2 separate regions of the Homo sapiens genome follow, and region 2 is linked to region 1. A link is a loop called in an ENCODE intact Hi-C map of the cell type or tissue named here. Cell type or tissue: heart left ventricle. All regions are shown on one strand. Each heading gives the region's core, and the rest is flanking DNA. Links, peaks and the distances in the headings are about the cores only.

Evidence for each region. A loop is a pair of places that touch in the nucleus more often than their neighbours do. Peaks named below come from ENCODE experiments on the same cell type or tissue, not always from the same donor. Only the 100,000 strongest peaks of a DNase experiment are listed, where the experiment ranks them.
Region 2: it touches region 1 in a loop (3-fold over the local background); 13 of 110 quality-filtered maps call a loop at or near these places.

The regions. Positions count from the first base shown.
Region 1 is chr9:37,649,470-37,652,380 of GRCh38, reverse strand. FRMPD1 (FERM and PDZ domain containing 1) reads right to left here and starts at 1,427. Exons shown (of 16, transcript NM_014907.3): 1 at 1,287-1,427. RefSeq lists a silencer at 1,286-1,555. In heart left ventricle, for the core only: no CTCF peak of the experiment used is centred there; a DNase peak (open chromatin) is centred at 1,370; H3K4me3 peaks cover 1,146 bases; H3K27me3 peaks cover 1,113 bases.
Region 2 is chr9:37,586,070-37,588,980 of GRCh38, reverse strand. It overlaps TOMM5 (translocase of outer mitochondrial membrane 5), which reads left to right. Exons shown (of 2, transcript NM_001001790.3): 2 at 49-568. The coding sequence ends at 83. Among named protein-coding and RNA genes, the nearest start is that of TOMM5, 5.1 kb to the left of the region's middle. In heart left ventricle, for the core only: no CTCF peak of the experiment used is centred there; no DNase peak of the experiment used is centred there.

The DNA of each region.
Region 1 (2,911 bases), core at 242-2,741:
GTTAACTACCTCGTGCTTGTTTTGCTGTGACTGTGCCAGAATGCACCAGTCCTGGAAAAGATGAACTTGGCTCCTTAACCGTACCCATACTCAACACCGACCAAAGGATGCCCGAAATTGTCTTGATTGGAAATCATCTCAACCATCATCTTAGACTAGAAACAAGTAGATGCTGGCCTCTAGGTCAGGACCCCTAGAACAGTGCATTATTTTTTTTTCCCAAACAACCATTCTGAGGTTTTTACAAAAATAACCGACTCACAAACAGAAACGCTTCCTGATCTATAAGCCACTTTGAAAACAAATCATTATGTCGTTGAATATTTCATGACGGTCCAAAGCACTGAAGAAGGCGAACTGAGCGTTCACCAATCCTCCCCATGTCTATTTTGGGACTTCCAAAGCAAACTGCAAATGCCTCCTTTATTTTCTAAACGTTCATTTGCAAGTGCTAGATGGATTCTTGGTGAAATATTGCCTCCACCCAAACTGACTAAATGCAGAGATCCGGAGGTTCCGCTTCTCCAGAGTTTACAGCTGAAAGAGACAGCGAACAACTAGTGAACACGACTTCCACCCTATTTTATAGGTGGCAAAAGCAGGGGGCACTTGCCCAAGGTCACACAGACAGTGGGTGTATGGCAGAGGAGCCACCAGAAGCCAGAGTCCTGACTCCTAACCCTAGGGGCATCCCCTGCTTCCCGAGGCTGACTCAACGCCCCCACTAAAGCTCAGTCAAAGCTGCTGCAAGTTAGCGACGCGACCCTGGAGACTGACTTCTGTGGCTCATTCCTCTCCACACGCAATGAGTTCTGGAGCTGAGACACTCAGGGATGCCCCTCTACTCAAAAAATGACAACACAGGCATTGGCACTGCAGCTGATCGTCCCTGGCGAACCCCTTCTGGTTCAGGTGTGGCCATCGAGGACGGACAGAGAGGGTTGGTCTGAGGTCACTCAGAAAGTTGGCGCTGGCCGCGGCCGCACCTGAACCCAGGTCTCTCCCCCTCCCGCGTTGCCGCTGTTTCCACTCACTACACCATGCAGATCTCGGAAACTTAAGCACACATCGCTACTGTGCAAACAGTTCACGATGGCAGGTCCTGAGCTAGCCCACGGACGCGCCCCCGAGCCGGGCTTGGGGACACGAGGACCGGAGGCGGGCGCGGGTCACCCGGGACTGGTGGTGCAGGCGGAGGGCGGCGCGGAGGAAGCCGAGGCGCAGGCCCGGGGTGTGGGGACAGGCCGTCTCCCCAAAACTTTGCGGTGCCAGGACCCCTCCCTTACCTGCAGAGGAGGTGCCGCCCGCGCGGACAAGGACCTAGCGGGCTGACGCTCTCGGAGAAGGGCGGCCCCGCCCAGCGGCGGGCACGGTCGCGGCCAAGGCTCGGGAAGCAGCGCTGCTCGGGCTCGGCTCGGGCTCCGCCTCCCGCGCCGAGGCTGCAGCCGGAGGGGTTGGCCGGGCCGGGCCGCGCCCGCGCCGTCTGGCGGCGGCAGGTGCTGAGGCTGCAGCTGCGCGGCCGCCAGCTGCCGGCGCCGCGACCCCCGCCCCGGGGGAGGAGCCCCGCGCGCCGCCTCCGCTGGCTCCGAGGTCCCGGCCCGCCGCAGTGGGCGGTCCCGCTCCCACCCGGGCCCTGCCTCCGCCGCCTGCCTCAGCTCACCGCCGGGGCACGCAGCGTCCGCTGAGTACCCAGGGGGGAGACTGAGGCTGGGAGAGGAAAGGGACTCCCCAAGGTCACCCGGACCAGCGGTGGTTGGGCCAGAACTGGAACCCAGAAGAGTTCCCAAAACGACCCCCTTCTCACGCCTCCTTTTCCCCAGGAAGAGCCCCAGCTACGGGGAGCCCTGGGGGACTCGCCCCCTGACCCCCACGCCCCGCAGGTGTTCGGCTGAAGGGAGAGGGAGAGCGTGGGCCCACGGTAGGCACTGTGGACCACCTCCCCTGTCTCTGTAAACTCCTTCCGCGCTGGGAAACTGTGTTCTCCTAGCTTTCCTCGGCCCTCTCCAGCCACTCCCTCGGTCTCCTTGAGGGTTCCTCAAACCAGAAGCTCTAAAATGCCGGAGCGCCCTGGGACTCTGCACTCAGCCCTTTTCTGACCCCCTGAGCCGTCTCACCCACTCCCCTGGTTCTGGTCCTACCGCCTCTCTGAGCATGATACCCAAATGCATGTGTCTGTGCACTATTTTCCGTGCTGAACTCTACTGAACACCTACGAGGTCCATATCCTGCATTAGACACTGGAGATACAATACACCTTTAATAAAGCAGTCCCTGTCCTCATGGAATGTACAGTCTAGGACTATTAAAATACAGTCCAGTTCCTGTAACAATAACCCAATCCCACGGGGCCAAGGGCACCACTCAGGCCTGCACTGACTGAGTGAAGGCCTCCTGGAGAGGGCATGCTCTAAATGGAAACCTGAAAGGCCAGTGGAATTGGCCAGTGAAAGGGAGGAGTGTGGAGAGAGCCTTTCAGGTTGAGACCACAGGAACAAAGACCCCAAGATGAGAGAGATCCCACAGAGGGAGTGGCAGGAGTTGAGACATAAAGCAGGGGAGTCAGCAGGGGCCAATTCCTGGTCAAGGAGTTTGCACCGTGTTCCCAGTGCACTGGCAGGTTCATGGGAGGAGTTCTGAGTAGGGTTGAGGCACCATCAGACTGGGATGTTAGATCATTCTGGGGATGGTGCACAGGCAGATGTTAACAAGTGCATCCTTCATCCAAGGGCGGTGGGGGAAGACTAGCAGCACTTTGGAGCCAACATCGTCTGGATGAAGGCAGGTGCTCCTCCTTTGTGACCTTCATTTCCAAATCCAGGAGTCCATCCAGAAACTCCTGAGTGGCTCCATCGCTGAAAGACCTCCTACGTAATTGCACCCAAAGCTCCCTTTTCTGTCAGTGCCCCAGCCC
Region 2 (2,911 bases), core at 299-2,798, 63 kb after region 1:
ATGGGCTAATAGATTTGAAAACTAATTTTAGATTTGTTTTTCTTTCAGCTCCATTTATCTTAAAGAAATTGGACAGCATATGAAGACAGGACATCACATATGAATGCACGATATGAAGAGCCTGGTTACAGTTTCGACTCCTCTCTGCAAGTGAATAGGCCCAGAAAGGTGTAAGAGACTCTTTGAATGGACATAAAATTCTGCTTGTTAAGAACAAGTTTGGCTCTGGTAACTGACCTTCAAAGCTAAAATATAAAACTATTTGGGAAGTATGAAACGATGTCTCGTGATCTGGTGTACCCTTATCCCTGTGACGTTTGGCCTCTGACAATACTGGTATAATTGTAAATAATGTCAAACTCCGTTTTCTAGCAAGTATTAAGGGAGCTGTGTCTGAAATGGCACTGTCTTGTCAGTCATTTCTGTTTACCTTTTTCTTCTGCCCAGAGTGTATTTGTGAAGAGTCTCTTATATTATGTTTTGTGGAAATCAGCACACAACCACAATGACATTTAAGCACAGGATCATTATTAGTCTATGTTTTTAATAAACATATCAATTAAGAAAAGTTGGGTTTCTATTTTTCTTATCCTACTTTTTGCTGCAAACCAACAATCACTAGTGAGACTTGTATTATATTGAGATTATTGCAAGCTTCAGTAAGTTCATCTTGTTTTGGACTAGAGAATTTGCCAATCCTGATGAAGTGTCATTGTGTTTTATTGCCAGGCAGTCTTAATGAAAGGTAGCATTACTGCTTGATGCTGAGTATATGAAATATTAATACTACCAAAGGAAAAAGTACTATATTTTTAAGCCAAATAGTTCTCCAAGTTTGTTGAGTGGAGGGGGGATAGTCCTTAACCTTCTCCCCAGGAGCAACTACATACACCTCTTTTTAGCTGATTTTATTGGTATTTACCTTTTGGTCTCTAAATAATGTGACGGTCGTGATTGGGATTTAGGTCTCTTTCCTGTCCTTAGCGCCATCACTCACACGTATCTTGTCATCTCTTCCTTCCAAAGGATAACGTAGTGTGATCTTGAGTAGATTAGTATCATTAGGATTCTGAGTATAGTACCTGGTTTTCTTTTGCTGTGTATCTTTTTGTTTTTTTCTAGGCTTGGTTTTTCTATGGAATTTCCACTAAATCAACTAAACTTTTTGCCATTTATCTAAATCATTCACAGCAATCAGCTTTATTAGGTACTCTGTTTCATTTTCCTGAGTAAGCGTTTCCTGGAGTCTTCTGACCCGCCCCTGACTGGACTGATAGCCTTCTATGCCTGATGTGTGTGGCTATATTCTGGGAACTCCCTTCTCTATGCCTGATATGTGACTGTATTCTGGGAACTCCCTTCACTATTGTCCGGGAATTCCTTTTCTTCTCTCTTATTATATCTCGTTTTCTGTTACCTAGTGTCTTGGTTTACTCCCTTGTTTGATGGAGCCTGTTTTCTCTGGCAGTGTCCTCCTGAGAAAGGTGGCATAGGAGGTGAATGACCTTGCTGGTCTAAAAATGTCTTTTTTTTTTTTTTTTTTTTTTTTTTTAACACGGAGTCTTGCTCTGTCAACTAGGCTAGAGTGCAGTGGCATGATCTTGGCTCACTGCAACCTCCACCTCCCAGTTCAAGCGATTTTCCTGCCTTAGCCTCCCAAGTAGCTGGGATTACAGGCACGTGCCACCACGCCTGGCTAATTTTTGTATTTTTAGTAGAGACAGGGTTTTGCCATGTTGGCCAGGCTGGTCTCGAACTCCTGACCTCAGGTAATCTGCCCACCTCAGCCTCCCAAAGTGCTGGGATTATAGGCATGAGCCACTGTGCCTGGCCTTAAAAATGTCTTTATTCTATAGTTTGATGAATATAGGGTTCTAGATTAGCAATCATTTTCCTTCAGAATTTTAAAGCAAAGCCTCTAGCTTTCAGTGTTGCTGCTGAGAAATCTGAAATCATTCTGATTCCTGATTTTTTTGTGGGACTAAGTATTTCTTCCTGAGAAACAAGGATCTTTGTTCCTAGTATGCTTATATTCCATGATGACATCATTTAGTGTGTGTTTATTTTAATACACTGTGGTGGGCACTTGGTGAACCTATTTAAACTTGAAACTTGTATCTTTATTTCTCAAATTTTGTAGGTTTTAAAATAATTTTATTATTTTTTATGGGTATGTAAGTGTATATATTTATGGGGTGCATGAGATATTTTGATACAGGCATACAGTACCTAATAATCACATCAGGATAACGGGATTATCTGTCACCTCATTTATAATTTATTTATGTTACAAACATTCCAGTTATACTTTTAGTTATTTTTAGATGTACAGTAAATTATTATTGACTGTAATCACCCATTATGCTATCAAATACTAGAACTTATTCATTACATCTAACTATATTTTTGTACCCATTAGCCATCCCTGCATTCCTTCCCTAACCTTTCCTAGCCTCTGGTAACCATCATTCTACTCTGTCTCCATGAGTTCAGTCGTATTAATTTGTAGCATCCACCAATGAATGCTTATAGGTTTTTATTGATTTCCTCCCCTTCTTTTTCCTTCTGCTCTCTTTTTAGAACAATAGTACTTTTAATGTTTTCTTTTTCCTTTATATTCTATTTTATCTGTAATTGCTTTTCTCTTTTTTTGTTTCATGTTAGATGCTTTCCTTGGTTGTCTGCTCACACTTAAAAATTGGGAACTAACATGGATTAAAGGCCTGGAGTGGAGCTTGTTGATGTTGAACTTTGCCAAAGGGCCATCTATTGGGCCATTTTTGTTGAGAAAACTTTTTGCGTCTGTATCTTTAGTTATTTCCCATTGAGCTGGTCATTGCTCAGAGAACAAAGACTCTTCCAATCTCCCAAGTGCTGAATGAGGCCCTGCCAACGTTCTGGGATTCAAAGG